3 separate regions of the Mus musculus genome follow, and all the other regions are linked to region 3. The links are chromatin loops, found by intact Hi-C in ENCODE. Cell type or tissue: left cerebral cortex. All regions are shown on one strand. Each heading gives the region's core, and the rest is flanking DNA. Links, peaks and the distances in the headings are about the cores only.

What was found. Peaks named below come from ENCODE experiments on the same cell type or tissue, not always from the same donor. Only the 100,000 strongest peaks of a DNase experiment are listed, where the experiment ranks them.
Region 1: a loop joins it to region 3, with 4 times the contacts of the local background. A loop is called at or near these places in 2 of 42 quality-filtered maps.
Region 2: it touches region 3 in a loop (2.7-fold over the local background); 2 of 42 quality-filtered maps call a loop at or near these places.

The regions. Positions count from the first base shown.
Region 1 is chr1:157,217,905-157,223,716 of GRCm38, forward strand. The region is part of intron 4 of Rasal2 (RAS protein activator like 2); the gene reads right to left. Among named protein-coding and RNA genes, the nearest start is that of Gm51654, 32 kb to the right of the region's middle. In left cerebral cortex, for the core only: no CTCF peak of the experiment used is centred there; a DNase peak (open chromatin) is centred at 2,766.
Region 2 is chr1:157,227,386-157,233,197 of GRCm38, forward strand. Rasal2 (RAS protein activator like 2) reads right to left here. Exons shown (of 18, transcript NM_177644.5): 4 at 2,654-2,760. Among named protein-coding and RNA genes, the nearest start is that of Gm51654, 23 kb to the right of the region's middle. In left cerebral cortex, for the core only: no CTCF peak of the experiment used is centred there; DNase peaks (open chromatin) are centred at 3,263, 3,846, 4,438 and 5,203; H3K4me3 peaks cover 2,231 bases; H3K27ac peaks cover 2,324 bases.
Region 3 is chr1:157,163,714-157,169,525 of GRCm38, forward strand. It overlaps Rasal2 (RAS protein activator like 2), which reads right to left. Exons shown (of 18, transcript NM_177644.5): 10 at 894-1,038; 11 at 1-226. Among named protein-coding and RNA genes, the nearest start is that of Gm30694, 46 kb to the left of the region's middle. In left cerebral cortex, for the core only: no CTCF peak of the experiment used is centred there; DNase peaks (open chromatin) are centred at 3,693 and 5,360; H3K27ac peaks cover 2,244 bases.

The sequences.
Region 1 (5,812 bases), core at 357-5,356, 54 kb after region 3:
ATGCATTTAATAGTCAAAGGCACAACTTTGTGGAACTGGTTCTCTCCCTCAGATCTGGTCTGGGTTCTGGGGCTCAGACTCAGGTCACTGGTTTTTAGTGGCAAGCTGACGTATCTTGCCAGCGTTGAATAACATTTTGTGTGTATGTGTGTGTGTGTGTGTGTGTGTGTGTGTGTGTGTGTGTTTATATTAAGTGATTCTTTTTAACTGCTTCTGGATTTTTGGTATCCATGATGGAATACTTGCCCTGTGCTGAGGTTATAGAATGCTGTTACACTGTTGTCAGTAGTTACATGGGCTATTTCTATTATCTTCCTACATCTGGATCTCTAGTCCACTTGGAGCCACTGTGAGGTGGGACATTCATATTCAATTTTTTCCCAATGCTTACATGGGTGTCCCTATGTCACTCAGATTAGTACTAATCTTTCTGTTTCAGAAAATCATTCTTGATTTTTGTAGTAGACCAGATCTTTCTCCTGATTATACAAGACCTTTTGTTTAAGCTGATATTTTTCTGTTTTGGCCTATAATTAGTTCTGTTTCTATTTTATTTTATATTCTATCCTCTACTGAATTGCAATACCAGAAGGCAAATAAGATCAAGCAAATTAAAGTCATCTTTATATTTGTGCAATTTTTAAGGAACTGTGAATTACTTCTAAGTTGTAAAGTAGAATGCTAATAATAACTAGTCTGGATTATTAAGAGAAATCTAATTTAATAAACAATGCCAAACCTAGGAAAGGTTTGGTATTTGGACTATTAATTTGGTAATCAGGTCAGTTCTCATGTAAACATGTGCTTTCCTTATGGTTGACAGTGACTTGAGCTGATCTTAAGTTCTAAGTATGAATATTAAGCAAGATAGCTTTAAGACCTGAAATAGTGAGAAATGATGGATCAAACTAAAAGAGAGAACACTGTCCTAAAGTGAGGTCTATTAGCCTATTAGTCCATTGGACAGTCTCCCAGAGGTTATCATGGAAGCCCCAAAAAGCATTAGCTAATACAATGTAAAAGGCAATTTTCAATGTCAAGGGAGATGGACTAGATGAATTTAATTGAAAATTTCTGCCTCTCATTTCCAGGACTCTAAGAATAACAGTATCACAGATGGAGGGAGAGTGGAGACTATTAGTTACTTTAAAAAAGAAAATTCCTAGTGCCTTGTGTGAAATAAGATGTCCTGAAAAATCACTCTTCTGGATAAGGGTAAGCTATGGGTAAAATGTCAACAACATGATCACCCACCACCACTCTCCTTTTCACAGGCTGTCTCTATATAGCCCTGTAGCTGTCCTAGAACTCACTGAGATCCACCTGCCCCTGACTCTGGAGTGTTGGAATTAAAGGCCAGCATACAGTTCTTTCTTTACTAAAGACTTTTACATTCATTTATTTGAGTGTATGAGTGTTGGTGTGTACACCACAGAACACATGTGAAAATCAGAGAACATCTTATGAGAGTTGGTTCTCTGTGTTGATTTTATAAAATGAATAAAATATAGTTGAGTTCCAGGAATCAAAGTGAAGTCTCTAGGGTTGGTGACAAGTACCTCCACCTACTGAGCCATGTTGTTGGCCAAAATAAGTTAGCACTCTTTTGCTTGTTCTAGAAACAAATCCTTAACTGCTAATAATAGGTACTATTACTAGCAGTAATAGCAATAATAGGTACTATTGGTGATAGCCAGCCAGGCAGGATGACACAAGCCCTTTATGTCATCTGTTGAGAAGAGTTCAGGTTTCCCCCTAGCCCCCACTGCAACCACCTAATCTTCACAGACAGACGCTTCTGACTAAGAGTGATCTCACTGACTGCGTACATTGTAGCTAAGGAGGACAGATCACCAGGTCTTGAGCTTCAGTTCTGTTGGTTACAATTGTCTTTCTCTTATTTGATTTTTAAAGAGCAGAAAGGCACTACATTCCTACTATACACTGAATGAAGTCATTCTTTCCTTCCTTATGCTCAAATCACTTCCACAGAAAGTGATTTTCTATTTACTATATTCTATCCTTTTTAATTGTTTCATTTAGCAGACCAATGGAAGAATCTTGAAAAATCAAAATGTACACAATGCTGATTAACTCAAAGCTACCATGTAACAATGAGGCTACTGCAGCATACACTTACGATTTGCATAGCTTGGATGATAATGCATACCGAGCACAGATTTAAGTGAGCTATCAGAAGTACAGGAAAAGGGACAGTTTGATGTTGCTGTTACAAGTTGAAGAAGGTCTTTGGGGCGTCTATAAAAGTGGCACCTAAACTGTGTTGATTCTATAAAATGAATTAAATACAGTTAAGTATGTATTTTAATGTTTACTTAATAAAATATTCAGATGTATGACTGAGGAACATTTAATAACACAAATTTAAGGATGAAGACTCAAACAGTTATCATTTCTGCATCCCAAAGTAATCTGTACAAGCCAACTAAAATGTGTAAGATTTGGTCATGTATAACTGGAGCTACTTGAAGACTTTCTCAATTGAAGACTGAGTGAGACAAGTAATAAGAATTTCAAGATTGTAGGGTTGAGGATATAGCTCAGTTGGTAAAGTGATTACCACAAAAGCTTTAGGTCCTGGATATGATTCCTAGCATCTATACAAAATGCCAGGCTTGGCTACCGGTGTTCCTAACCCCTGCACTAACTAGAGAGGGATAGACAGGAGGATCCCTGGTCTTGTGGCCAACATCCCTGGCTGAATCAGCAAGATCCAAGTTTAGTGACAGATCATCTCTCAGAAGATAAGGTGTGGGCTGGTGAGAAGGCTCAGTGGGTGAAGGCACTTGCTGCCAAGTCTGAGATATGACAAGTAACAATCAAGTTTTCATTTTGTAAAGAAAGCACTCTGGCACACTGTGAAGGCTAGAGAGCATGTGGAGGAACTGGAGACTAGAGGTGAGTGAGTTAACAATCTATTGCACTTCTCAGGACTGGCTGTACAACTAGTGTGTCTCAGTCTAAGTGCAGGCAACTCTTCAAAATGCAGGAAAGGAATGCCACTGTACAAAACACGAGTTTGATGTCTGGGTTTGATTTCCAAAAGTTGTTTTCTAACCCATACCCTCCCCCTGTCTCTAAAAATGTAATAGAAAAAATAAAAATTAGGTGGAGCTAGGGAGATGGCTCAAAAGTTAAAGCACTTGTCATGCAAGCAAGAGAACTGGAGTTAAGATCCCTAGAGCTCACAGAAACGCTGGATGGGCATGATAACTGCGCTGGCTGGTTTTGTGTCAACCTGACACAGCTGGAGTTATCACAGAGAAAGGAGCTTCAGTTGAGGAAATGCCTCCATGAGATAGAACTGTAAGGCTTTTTCTCAATTAGTGATCAAGGGGGGAGGTCCCCTTGTGGGTGGGACCATCTCTGGGCTGGCAGTCTTGGTTCTAGAAGAGAGTAGGCTGAGCAAGCCAGTAAGGAACATCCCTCCATGGCCTCTGCATCAGCTCCTGCTTCCTGACCTGTTTGAGTTCCAGTACTGACTTCCTTGGTGATGAACAGCAGTATGGAAGTGTAAGCCGAATAAACCCTTTCCTCCCCAACTTGCTTCTTGGTCATGATGTTTGTGCAGGAATAGAAACCCTGACTAAGACAATACCCTTCCATCATCTTAACCTCAGAAGATGGAGACAGGGGACTTCCTAGGTCTAGGTCTCTAGCAGGACTTACTCTATCAGCCAACCCTGGGATGGCTGAAGAGTTCACTTCAAAGAATAAAGTGGACAAGTGGTCTATCATGATTCTCAATATCAATCTTGGGCTTCTGCATGTATGGTCACACACATATGTATGCTAGCACACACATGTCTATACACATGGTATACACATGAAAAAGACAGAAAAAAATAAACTAAGATGGAGAGCTGCTGAGAAAGATATCTGAATCCTCTGACCTTTACATACAAATACACATATGTGCCCATGTGCCCCCCCAATGTGTCCGTTCACATACAAGAACACAGTACATACATACAAAAAAGGGGGTGGGAATTTCAATATTGCAACCACAAAGCATTCAAATCCATGCATAGGACTTTCTGAGTGCAGTGCTTAGAAACCGCACTGTTTTCCTCTTCATGAGGCTGGTCTTCATACCAGTGCACGGAAGGAGTAAGTAGCACTGGTAACTGAAGGCAGTTAATGGCAGGTGGGCTGAGAAGAGGAGATTGATGGACGTGAAAAGATATACAAAATTGATAAAAGATAAAACGTTTGAGTCTGTATAACTATGTATGTACTGTGTACATGCAGGAGACTCTGAGGCCAGAAGACAGCACTGGTTCCCATGGAGCTGGAGTTTCGGCAGTTGGGTGCCACCATGTCAATGCTATGGTCTGAACTTGAGCAGTAAGTACTCGTAACTTAAGAGTCCCTATAGTCCCTGCTTTATTTTCTTTTAAAATATTATGTTTCCTAGTCCTACATCCTGGAATAAAAAAATATACATTATTTTCCCTATAGAAGGCAAACTTATGATATTTTGGAAAAATGCAATGACTCAAAGCATCAGTAATGACTAATTAAGAATTTTATAGACAATAAACAACTAATATATAACAATGTATTTCAATATATCTTCTTTGCCATTTCCCTCCAATATTTTTTATTTAATCTAGTATATTACAAATACTATTGCTTCAATTTATAACCACATTAAAAAGTATTAATGAGACTTTATATCTTTTATCCTGTCTTATAGGCCCATTTTTAAATTTTTACATTTTTAGTAGTATGTAATTTATATGCTATAAATTATTCTTTTGAAAGTGTACGAGTCAATGATTTTTGTGTATTCAAAAAGTTGAGTTGGGTACAGTAGTAGGTCATGCCTGTAATAATCCCAGCACTTGATGTCTCAAAAAATAAAAATAAAGATGTGGGGGAGAGAGAGGAGAAAGAACATTATACAACCATCACCACAGTCTAATTCTAGAATTCTTTTGCTTCTATGATTCTGGACATTTCATATACATAGCCATAAAACATATGGATTTCTCTTTTTGACTTCTCTAGCCTTTTTGGGCTGTAGGTGCCACCAATATGGTAGCTTATACCTTTATTTAATTACTTGAGGGTAATAATGTGCTATTTATATGAACTGGCCATACTTTTTAATATCTGTTTCTCAGATGATATTTATGTTGTGGCTACTTCGTAGCTACTATAAATAATGATGACATAAACATTTATGTGCTTTTATAAAGGTATGTCTTCCACTTTCTTTACATCCTTAGAAATGAAATTGTTAGGTCAACTGGAAACTCATTTTTTAAAAAAAGGCTACATCAAGTTACATTCCCACTAGCAATATGAGAGTTTCAGTTTGTCCACATCTTCAATAATACTATTGTCTCTCTGATTTGATCATGGCTATCCTACACGTAGCAATGTATCATTTAAATGTGAGCTTCCTTAAGAGTTGATATGGAACATCTTTTCAAGTATATAAGCACCACTGTTTACCTTCTTTGGGTCTTTTAAGGAGGTTTTTTTTTTTTTTTAATTTTATTAGGTATTTTTTTCATTTATATTTCAAATGCTATCCCCAAAGTCCCCCATACCCACCTCACCCACTCCCCTACCCACCCACTCCCACTTCTTGGCCCTGGCATATCCCTGTACTGAGGCATATAGTTTGCAAGACCAAGGGGCCTCTCTTCCCAATGATGGCCGACTATGCCATCTTCTGCTACATGTGCAGTTAGAGAAATGAGCTCCGGGGGTACTGGTTAGTTCATAGTGTTGTTCCCGACCCCTTTAGCTCCTTGGGTACTTTCTCTAGCTCCTCCAT
Region 2 (5,812 bases), core at 456-5,455, 64 kb after region 3:
AATTAAAATGATCAAAATATATTAGATACATGCATGAAATTGTCAAACAATAAATACAAATGTTATTTATCTAGCATGAAACAGACCCTTCTGGAAAGTAAATTTTATAAAGATCCTTTATCTTCAAGATTTAAAGCATTCTCAAATGATATACCCAGTTACATTTTAATTTAACGATTCAGGATCACTGTTGTCAGTGTCAGCTTCTGTATGATATACTACTCTGAGATATGATGGCATGCTCCAGGGCTACTATAAAACATGTTAAAACATGTTAGATACTTGTCTTTTTCTTTTAGGGAGTTGATGAAAAATTGGGTTCTGTTCTGACATTTAATTCTAGGATAATGTCTAGGGCTATGAGTGGAAATTCTAGAAATCACATTCTAGAAATACCTAACTTTGAGACTGATTTTGCTGGGCAGGAGCCTTTTCTTTCCCTCATTACTTTATGCTTATCAATGAATACATGGTCTGTAAGTAGTGATTGGTCTTAAGTACTTCCCTTTTGCTGCTTCGAAACTTCTACCTAAGAATAGTCTCATTAAGATGACTTGAACATTAGTAACCAAATTATGATTTAAATAAGTGAAAACTGCAGTTCTTAATTAAAATTTACAAAGCCTGAATATAAAACTTCATACATAATTTAGGACATTCTTCATTGTTACCACAATGTGGAGGGATATTCTCATTTGTGTACTTTAAGAAATATGTAAGAAATCACCATTTGGTTCCAGTTTGACAAGTGTGAAGATCTTGAATTGGAACTCAATCCAGTCAAGTTTATGAACTCTGTCCATGAGTAGTTTTAAATATTGCTAACTGGGTATATATAATAAACCCAGTTACCCCTTGAAAAAAATCCTCATCTTTTAAGTGAATAAATAATTAATGGGAAAAAAAATCTCATACTTTTTCTTACTTTTGGGTCACTATTGTCACTGTGAGTTGCTATATAATACACATTGATGTATGATCATGTCCTTCAGAGTTTACTGTCTTAGTGGGGTTTCTATACCTGTGATAAAGCACCATGACCAAAAGCCATCTGGGGATTAAAGAGTTTATTTCAGCTTATGGTTCCACAGCATACTCCAGTCACAGAGGAAGATGAGGACAAGAACCTATAGGCAAGAGCTGATGGAGAGGCCATGAAGGGATGCTGCCTACTGGTTTGTTCAGTCTGCTTTCTTGTATATCCCAGGATCACCAGCTAGGGCATGACACCACCAATAATGGGTTGGGACCCCAAAATCAACTACTAATCAAGACTATATTCTACCAAATTGCCTAACGTCCAGTCTTACGAAGGCATTTTCTCAATTAAGATTCCCCTCCTAGATATGTCAAGTTGAGAAAAAAACCAATCAGTACAACTTCTACTATACGTTAAGCTACACTGGTTACTTTTTGTTCAAAAAGAAAAAAAAAAAGGAGATGAAAGAATGATTTTTCATTCATACAAATCAAAACATATGTAGTTGTGCCTATAGAACTAAGAAATTTATAAGACATGAAATCTAATGCTCTTAAACAGCTGCCAGATTCTGATTACAATATTAATCTAGTACTCACAGTCTATACAAATCTGTAAAATTTTGAAAGGACATCTGTAAAATTACAGAAATGGACATTCAAACTCTGCCCACTTTTAATGTAGAAGAGGTAATTATATTGTTCTTCAGAGTTCACAGAAATAAAATGTCTACTGCTGTTAACTAACATTCATCATACATCTAAAAAAAGTTCTACTTAAAAGGCCATCTCAACTTAGAGTATTAGAATAAGAACGTATCCGTTTGGCCTCATTAAGAGGGAAAACAGCCCCCTCACCCCAAATAAAAAAGTTTATCTCTAATTTATACTGATTTTCACTGTACTTAAAATAATGACCAATCTCTTGAAGCAATTCTCTTCAAATGTGCCCTTTATAACACTATAAATTTTAACGTTTACAAAATAGGTGCATTTCTTACCCAATACTCAAAGAGAAAAGATGACTTAAAATCTGAGTTGTTTGAAGCTGGCAAGATGGTTTGGGAGGTTAAGTCCACAAAGCCCAATGACCTGAGTTCAATTCTTGGAATCCATACATTAGTAGAAGAGAAAAGGCTCCAAAAAGTTTTATCTCTGACCTCCACATGTGCATCATAGCAAATATATACATGCATAAATATATACACACAAATACATACAAACACACACAAATAATAATAAAGTAGAAAATTACAGAGTATAAAAAAATTACAGAGTTTTACAGTGACCTAGGAATGCTGCATCTAGTGGTTAGCTATCCTTTTAGACTCTGGTTTTTCCATTTCAGTATGCTTTTGGCAAACTTTTCTACTTGATATTAATATATTTTTATCTAATAATTAAATGACATCTGCAAAGATTTATATACTATAGTTCAGAAAATTTTATATTTAAGGTACTTAGTTATTTTATTTAAATAGTTCCCATGCAAAAATATTTCTTAAAATCTAACAGACCTCATATTGGATATAATATAGTTAATCAAAATAAATTTATACTTCTGGCCTTTACCTTCTGTTTTGTAATGAAATTCTTGAGGAACAAAATATTTGCATTATTTTAAATCTCAAAAGAAAAATAAAATATTTATTTTTTAGGGGAAAGCAACACTTACTGGTACTTTAAAAGGAGAGGTATTCGCAGTGTCCATGGAGTTGGGTTTCTCTGATGTGCTGGTCCCTGAGATGCTCCGTCTGCGGGGGGACCTTTCTGCTGGCACCTCTGGAAAAGTAGAAGAAATAGAAACATCAAGGATCCAAAATTTCAGACTTCCCCTAAAGTATACAATTACTGGTATTTCACATATACTCAAAAAAGCTGTTTCATTTTTATTTTTTTAAAGGTCCAAAACATTTTAATCTCAATGTGCTTTTCGATATTATTTGTGAAGTTTGACCTATAAAGACAAAGAAACTTGGTTGGGGTTAAGAATCTATTCTGAGAGACAACTTGTGTTTTCATGTGTGCATATGTAAGAAGTAATTCTTCTAAGCTGTAATATGTTTAAGGTTTTCAGGTTCACTTAATAGCTAGATCTTATACCATATGGCTCTACTTTTCTATCAGCTATTTAGAAGTTAAGTGAATCAGAAATTTCTAATATTCTTGTGAACCAGAAATACTAGTGTTGTGCATGACTTGACACTGTCTGAACCCAGGTCAAAGTTCGGTTCTATTCAGATGATTCACCAGACAGTAGCAGAAGCTACGAGAAGACTGAAAGGTGCTGCAGGAGAAAAGAATATACATGCCTATGCAGATATAAAAATAGACCAGCCTCTCCTTGCTCTGCCTATATGACCTTACCACATTTTACTCTGAAATCATAAATCTGTTCAAATGACCTAACAAGATTAAGAATCTGCAAATGATGTGAGCTCTAATTTAATAGCTATAAATACACACGCTACATTAAAATTTTTTTCATAGTGATACATAGATATACACATATATACATGCACACAGATATCTATACATATTATACCTTTATCACAACTGCTTCCCATCTCCACTTCACTGACAGACAGATAAGAATCCAGCTTCTCAGATAACATTAGATAATTTCAACATGGACAAGAAAAAAAACACATCCTAAAAAAAGTATTCTGTGTTATCTTCCAGATCTTAAAAAATAAAGAGTAAACCATGACTCCGGAGACTGACATTTTGATTCCTGCTGTTCTGCCTTTAAAAGATAGATGCAGTTTAAACTTCCATTTCTGGCCTCCTGGCCCCTGGGATCCGTGCTACTTCCACTTAAGAGAAAGCATTTTTCTCGAGCTCCCTCCCTGCCTTGCTCTTCCCCCTCCCTCTCCCCAGCTTGCAGAGAGCGAGCGAGCAAGAAACACACAGGACTGCAGCTATTCATTCAATCAATCGTCTGACTGCACATCCTCGTTAGTTACTTTTAGACTATTAAAAGGCGTCCACTGCCTCACCTCACTTGCAGAAAATCTCTCTGTATTAAACTAATCTTCAGCAGAAAAAAATTACTTAAATTTAAAATCAGCTAGTGTTAAAAGGACACCATTTTAAATAGACCCAGTAATGCACGTAAATCAATGCTGCCTAAGAAAAGCCAACTGGAAGTGCTTACCCTATCATTGTTTGCATGCTGGATACAGGTCTTCTTTTCATCTCCCTGTGGCATCCTGACCATTAAGATATTAGCCAAATTACAATATTCCTAACGACTGAGAAGTTGATACCGCAGCTTATATGCCTGCAGCAGAAGACAGTTCCATGATATTGCTGTATTTTAAATTTATGACCAATAACTATGTCTTGGCTTCTCTAACCATCAGAGGATAAATGAGTCTTAATGTACGAAGTCATTTTCAGAATTAGGCACACGTGACTTCTAACATACATCTCTAGAAGATGGCAGTATAATTAACTGAGATGTAATGGCAAAAAGGAATTTAAGCAAATCAGCTGCTGGAGTAGACCACACAGTGAGACCTTTAGATGTCAAGACATGACTTTAAGAGTGATGTATCCAAGTTAGGTGATTCTATAAAGTTAGGGGACACGGCAGGTGGGGGGGAGGAGCTGGTAAGGCAGGAGAAAATCTCATATTTTCTCTGATAATTATCTATAAAGGTTCAAAGATGCAGATATTTTAATTTCTGGATAAATGACAGAAACCAAACTGGGAGAAAAATAAGTTTAATTAGCTAGGATAAAATGACAGAATGAAACAGTTTCCTTAATATGCAATGTTCTGGTTAATGAAAAAATTAAAACTCATTTCCTCACTTTCTTCCAAACATCTAATTTTAGTTTCAGGCTTATGAACTCATTAGACAAATATATTTCAAAGCTTTAACTATTTGAAATTGTATTGGCTAAAGTGAGCAACTAGATTTCAAAACCCAGTAACTATAGTTAATTACTGTACTTTTTATTCCCATACGATTAAAACAAACAACACTTGTAATTAAATTGTTGCTGAAGAGGTAAAACAACTGAACTAGTGAAAGCAGTCAGTACTTCACTAATTTCTCACCCGTATGCAACACAATTTATCTCGTGGTATAAAAGAACTGCTTGAATGGCCACAAGTTTTATTTCTCACAAGGTTTGCACCCCTATAGACCAATGTTAACTCAGAAAGAAGACAGTAGACTCAACAGGAAGCTGACTGGCAGCTTGCTGGGTGACTCAGTCCCTGGCAGGCCCTGCTCTGTGTATGAGTGTGCACCTATGCAATGAAGATGACAGAGGCCAGGCTTGTGAAGTTTAGACGACTAAAAACTCAGAGCTTTTTGTACGGTATTTTGTACTAAGAATTTTAGGTTTCTGGTCAGCTGAGATAGAGAGCTGGCAGTGATTAGCAAAAGACTAGCAACACTAAAGTGAAATCTTTGCTTTACTGGTACAACTGATGCTAGTTAGAGGTGGCTGAAAATCAGCTGTGATTAATAAGAGACTAGCATGACTGAGGTGCAAACTTCTAGAAAGTATTTTTTTGGGGTCAGCACATAGAGCTGTGGTTCAGGAGTCATGGCTGCATCTCAAGCTGACAGCTGAACTTGGTAATGTGTAAGTCTTGCACACTGTTTTTGTGGCACTAATGTCACAGGACAGAAAGTATTATGGAGAGCATCTGAGAGGTGGCATTGTGAGAGGCAGGCAGAGGACATTGGTGAAGGGACAGTCTCAGTTGCAATTGAGACCAGATATTAGACAGTGACTACTTACAATGCTGGACAGTTTTGCTTTGATCTGATTGTATCTGTGTTCTGGCTCCTCCCTCGTGGGATAAGAAGTA
Region 3 (5,812 bases), core at 598-5,597:
GGCCAGGTTCTGAATGACCTTGGCAATAAGAGTTAGTGTCCGAGATGTGCGGTCATCAGGATATTCCTGCATCAGGTTGAAAAGACTGGGAGACATAATGGCTGGGCAAAGAAAACGGAGAAACAATGAGGCACTGATGAGCCGCTCACTGATGTCTTGCTTGCCTCGGTTCAGGCACTGCTGCTTCCATGATGCAAACACTTCTTTCAACTCACGCGGGAAGACACTACAGAAAAGGGAAAACATACACAAAAAAACCCCAAACCTCTAAATATAAAAGTGTCATGACCCATGAAAGATAAGTGACCCCACTTTAACCCAGGACTCCACTGACCTAGAGCTGAGCTAGGAGGACCCATTAGACACCTAGGGATGGGGATCAGCCTGGGTCATGGCTGACAAGATGTGGGAAATTCACAGAAGGCCAGATGGCGATTTGAAACTGAAAAGTTACAAAACTCTGGATTAGTACAAATTTAGTTTAGCTAAGTGGAAAAATGGCGTAAGGGTCCTGACTATATCTGGTTTAACACAGCTCACCATAACATCCTTAAAGGCTGATATGGAAAATCTTCCCAAAGTCACCACTTGCTTGTAGAAAAAAGATCAATATTTATGAATACATCTGTTCCATACTAGCTAAGAATTTAAAAAATCAAAGCTGCCCCAAACCAAATAAAATAACCCTGCCCCACATTTCCAAACTCTACTTTTAGGTATTAGGAAGGAGACTGCTGACAGATGGAAAGCCTGATTCAGAAGTCCTGCTTAGAGTGAAGGGTGACATTTAAACAGCACTAAGGAAGGGGAATCATGCAATTTCCTTCAAGTCCTTTCCTTGTGTGGACTTTCATTTAGAAAAAGCAGGTTCTATGGCAAGGTTACAAGCTCACCAGTATGAGTTGATGATCTTGCAGAAAGCCAACTCACAGCACATTTTCAGGTTGCTCTGATGGTCCATCAGTTCACTAGATGAACACTTGCTGGGATCCACTTCACAGTTCTCATCTGATTCATACAAGGCTTTGATGAACTCCCCTGATCAAAGAGAAAAGGTGACAAGTACTATAGCAATGCTCTACCTTCCTAAATAGAATACGAAATGACTGAGCACTTGAGTTTTCTTTCCTCGGACCTGGCATGGAGAGACCATGAAGCAACACTGCTTTAGAACCTAACAGCTAACTCCACCCATGTACTGTGTTTATTCTCTTTGTCCTGGAAGCAGAATACAACCAATCACCAGCATCATCATTAGTTATAAAAATAGCGACAATTTGATTTAAAAATCTAGCATCTCTTATTGGAAACTCAGAACATATTTAATTGTCATGAGCTTGTGACAGATCTCCCCCTTAGTGGTATAAGTAATATCATCATTCCAGATAAAAAACTCAGGTGAAGCTTGGTTAAACAGGTAACCCAACTATGTATGTTTCTTCAGTATCTTCTAATAGTCGATGTTTTACTCTTTTTTTTTTTCTTTTTTGTTGTTTGTTTGCTTGTTTTTGCAAGACAGGGTTTCTCTGTGTACCCTGGCTGTCCTGGAACTTTGTAGATCAGGCTGGCCTTGAACTCAGAAATCCGCCTGCCTCTGCCTCCCAAATGCAGGGATTAAAGTTGTGCGCCACCACTGCCTGGCACTGTTTTATACTCTTTTGTGCATATTTATTCACATGCATATCTCACTGGTAGGACAAATGTTTAAATATTAGGAAGCAAGTTTTAATTATGTTCAAGACCACCCCCTTGAACAATTCTCAAAAAGGAGTGTAAGAACTTAGTGTTTTAGAAGAGATGGAAGTTCTGTTTTCTTACAGGTCTCTCTCTCTTCATTAAAGAGAGTCGGCCTTTTAAAGATCCTTGGTGAGGCTCAAGAAGGTCACTTCTTGAGTTCAAAAGGGTTCCTGAGCTGAGGTTCAGCTTCATCATAACAGGGGTTTGGAGGACAACAATAATCTCTACAAAATAAAGTAGCAAAAGTAAAATGAAATGTTTTCTGTCAACATGATTATTACTGAGGTAAAGAAAAACTAAAAGCCACCATGGAGGACGGAAAGTGCTTTAGAAGACACACTCTTAGAAAACAGGAAACTAAGTGGCGCGCAGATACCCCCCCCCCCCCACGCACACGCACACCAATGAGGCAGGGGGAAATGAATATGAACATACACTATAGTATCAAGAGAGATTTAAGGTCAAGCCCTGCATCCCTCACTTAACTGACTAAGGGGCCTTGAAAGGTCACTTAACTAGTCCGCACCTTGGCTGTTTTATTAGCATTAGACATGCCTTGTAGACTTGTGATAAGGAACACCACCCCCAATGTAGAGTTTTGGCACTTTTTTGGGCTCCCTATAGAAAGCACTATTAGGTACCAAATATGCTACTTTAAGATAGTTTTTAATAATGCAAAAATCGCTAAACTGGTAATGTTTAGAAAATGTTAACATTTCCTAGAAGATTATATCCATTCCATGTTTCCACACAATCTGTTTCATTTAAAGGTACATAAATGTAAACTTAAAAGTATTAGCTTCAAATATTTGGTAACAATTGGTCAAACTGGAAACCTAATATTCTGTTAAGGGTGTTCATTTGTGTCACAAGTAGGGAAATATGAATAATATAAATACTATTTTTCTTTCATTCTTCAAGTAAATAGCCCAATAAATTACTCAGGGTCCAGGCACAAACTGTTTGTAGTACCAGCACTATAGGGCCTCAAAAGATGTGATGCCTTAAAAAATTATTAAAATTCAGAAAATTGTTCTCCTTTTTGCAATTACAACTTATATCCAATAACATGTAGTACACTCAAACAAAGATGGATCTTTTTAAAAATAGGTTTGCATCTAAAAAGGTCCTTCTTTGAAAATTGAGTTTGCTGCTTTGCATCTGAAACGAATAAAAGGTACAAGGTGGCAATTACTGAGTTTAAATATTTAGCTAGTATGTATCCAGACTGTTTTATCAGATTTTCTTCTTTGAATTGTAAAAAAAAAAAAAAAAAAAAAAAATTTATTCATCTGTAATTGCATGAATATAAGCACATGGAGGGCACAGAGTGTCAGATTCCTGGGACCTGGAGTTATGGTGTTTGTGGATTCCTTGCTATTATGTGGCTGCTGTTATACAACTGCAGTCCTCATGGTTATGCAGCAAGCAAGCTCACTTAAATGCTTAGCCATCTCTCCAACCCCTTCTTTGAAAACACTTTTTAAATTAAAAAAAATTAGTTTTATTTTATGTGTATATATCTGTATGTGTACTGCCCAAGTGCCTGGTGTCAGTGGAGATCAGAAGGTGACATCAAATTCACTGCTATTGGATTTGTGAATGGTTGTGAGCCCCCATGTGGGCGCTGGGGACCCATTGTGGGCTCTCTGCAAGAACAATAAGCACTCAACCCCTGAGCCATCACTCCAACCCACCCCTTTCCCCTTTTTGGGAAAGATCTCATGTACAGCAGGCTGACTACAAACTTGTTAAGCAGTCATGCCTTTACCTTGAAACTGATAGAAATACAAACATGTACCACCATGCTCAGCTCTATTATGTGTTTTCTATGCAAATCACCACATTGTTACTATCATCAACATTTCATGTGTAGCTGTGAGTCAACAGGGGTTGGCTTATTACTGCTGAAAGGCATTTGCCTCTAACACCAGCATGGAAATTACACCTTCTGAGAGATTTATGTTTCGAAGATGACATTTCTTCTGTGTCACAAGACACTAAAACGTTGACTTAAATCAGTCAGGTAAAGGGAGCGAACAGATGGAAGACTTAAGTCTAAATAAAGCTGAGTTTTTCTCAGTAGAGAGTATGCTTTAAGATCAAGACAGCCTACAAAGCTAAATGATACTATACATTATGACAGGGAACTTTCTTTGAGGATGGATAGATATTAAACTACCAATGAACAACAATCCCCAGGCCTGATTGGCAGTTTCTAAAATCAAAAAGTTCAAAGAGTTTAGAAATAGCACCTCTTTTTTGCTTAAAGTGTATGACATACAACAAAACTTCATTAAGAAGATGACAATCCAATCTCAGTACGGAGGCTCTCATGAGTTGTTTTCATGTTCTTGGAAGCTGCAACCATTTTCTTTAACCTAGCCCATGTTGTTAGGTTACAGAATATTAGAAGAGCTCTTTGGACCGTTGGCTGAATTGTTCCCCATGCTCAATGAAATAATTTTCATGCCTTGGTAAGCTCATTAGATATTTAATTATTTATTATTGTATCAAAGGACTTGGTATTCATTTATCACTTTGGACATTTAATTCAGAAATCCCTTTAAGCAAAATAGATCTTATAATATCAATATTCTCACCTTCACATTCACAGGATAGAGAATACTGTTAGAGATGCTTCACTGTTACCTTTTATTGGATAACATAAATCATTAAAGCAAACCCTGACACATAATTGACAGTTATAGCAAGCACCCATGTAAGTGAGATTAATAGCATCTTTTCTAATATAGCGAAAAACCAACTGTTTTTCCTCATAATCCCGATTAGCTCTGAAAACAACAATTGAGTAGATTTCAAGATAACAGAAGTGAAAAAGCAAACCTCTTGCTCAGATTAGGAATTGTCCTACAGCAGGTGTGCTGCATGGAAACACAGCCCGACCTCCTGACCTGACAGTCAGCCATTACTTTTTACCACTTATGATTCCTTCCTTTTAAAAAATTTTTCATTTTTCAAGACAGGGTTTCTCTGTGTAGTCCTGGCTGTCCTGGAACTGGCTCTGTAGACTTGTTTGGCCTCAAACTTATACAGATCCACCTGCCTCTGCCTCCCAAGTGCTGGGACTAAAGGCATGTGCTACCACTGTCTGGCTTCCTTCCGCTTGATTCAAGGATCTGAAGCACCACAAGTAATATTTAACTTGAGAAACAATTTAACAACTACTTTATCTTACCATTTGAATTTTTTGTCAGAGGTGGTCTTGGGCTAGCAGAATGGCTCCATGGGCAAAGGTACTTGCTACAATGCCTGATGGGTTTTAGCTGGATCCCTGGCACCCACAAGGTGGAAGGAGAGAATCAACTACAAGTTGGATTTGTTCTTTCTCTGTCTCTGCTTCTTTCTCACACACATACACACAAATATAAATAAATAATAATATAAGAATAGAAAAGGTAGTCTTGGGGACTAAATCTAGGGCGACATGAATACTAAAAAATGTGCTACCACTGAGCTGTATCTTCAGCTTCTCCGAATCTCCTTGCTCCCAACATCTATTTATGATTTTTAAGGACTCTTTTATTTTTACTGGCCTCAGAAATGGAAGCTCTCAGCGAGGACAGCCCACATCTCTTGGCAATCTGCTCCGGGAGTTTTTCTTTGGCTTCTTTCATTTTCTGGGCCCAAGGTTTAGCACATTCTGCACCACCCTCCTCCTCATTCATCTTAGTGTGCTGTTTCTTCAGAGCACTTGTGTTGCAGGACACGTGGAGCGACAAGATGCTGACTCTTGGGGGCTTTAGAACGGGGTCCTTACCTTCTCTGTGTAAGGGCTTCCTGACAGAATGCTGCTGGACATCATCTTCTTTAGAAACTGGAAAGTTTGCAGAGTCTGCTAGTTCCCCTATGCAAATATCCCTCTTTCCTTTTTTTTTTTTTTTAAACAATAACCACGCTAAGAACGCTCAGCTTGGTATCCATATGCATCTGTGAACAGACATGCTCTTCCAGAATGCCTCTTAACTCACCAGCCGACGCACTCTGGCGTGCATGGGAATATGCTGCTTTGTTAGGGAAACCTTGTTCCTACCACTGACTTGGATCGCACAGC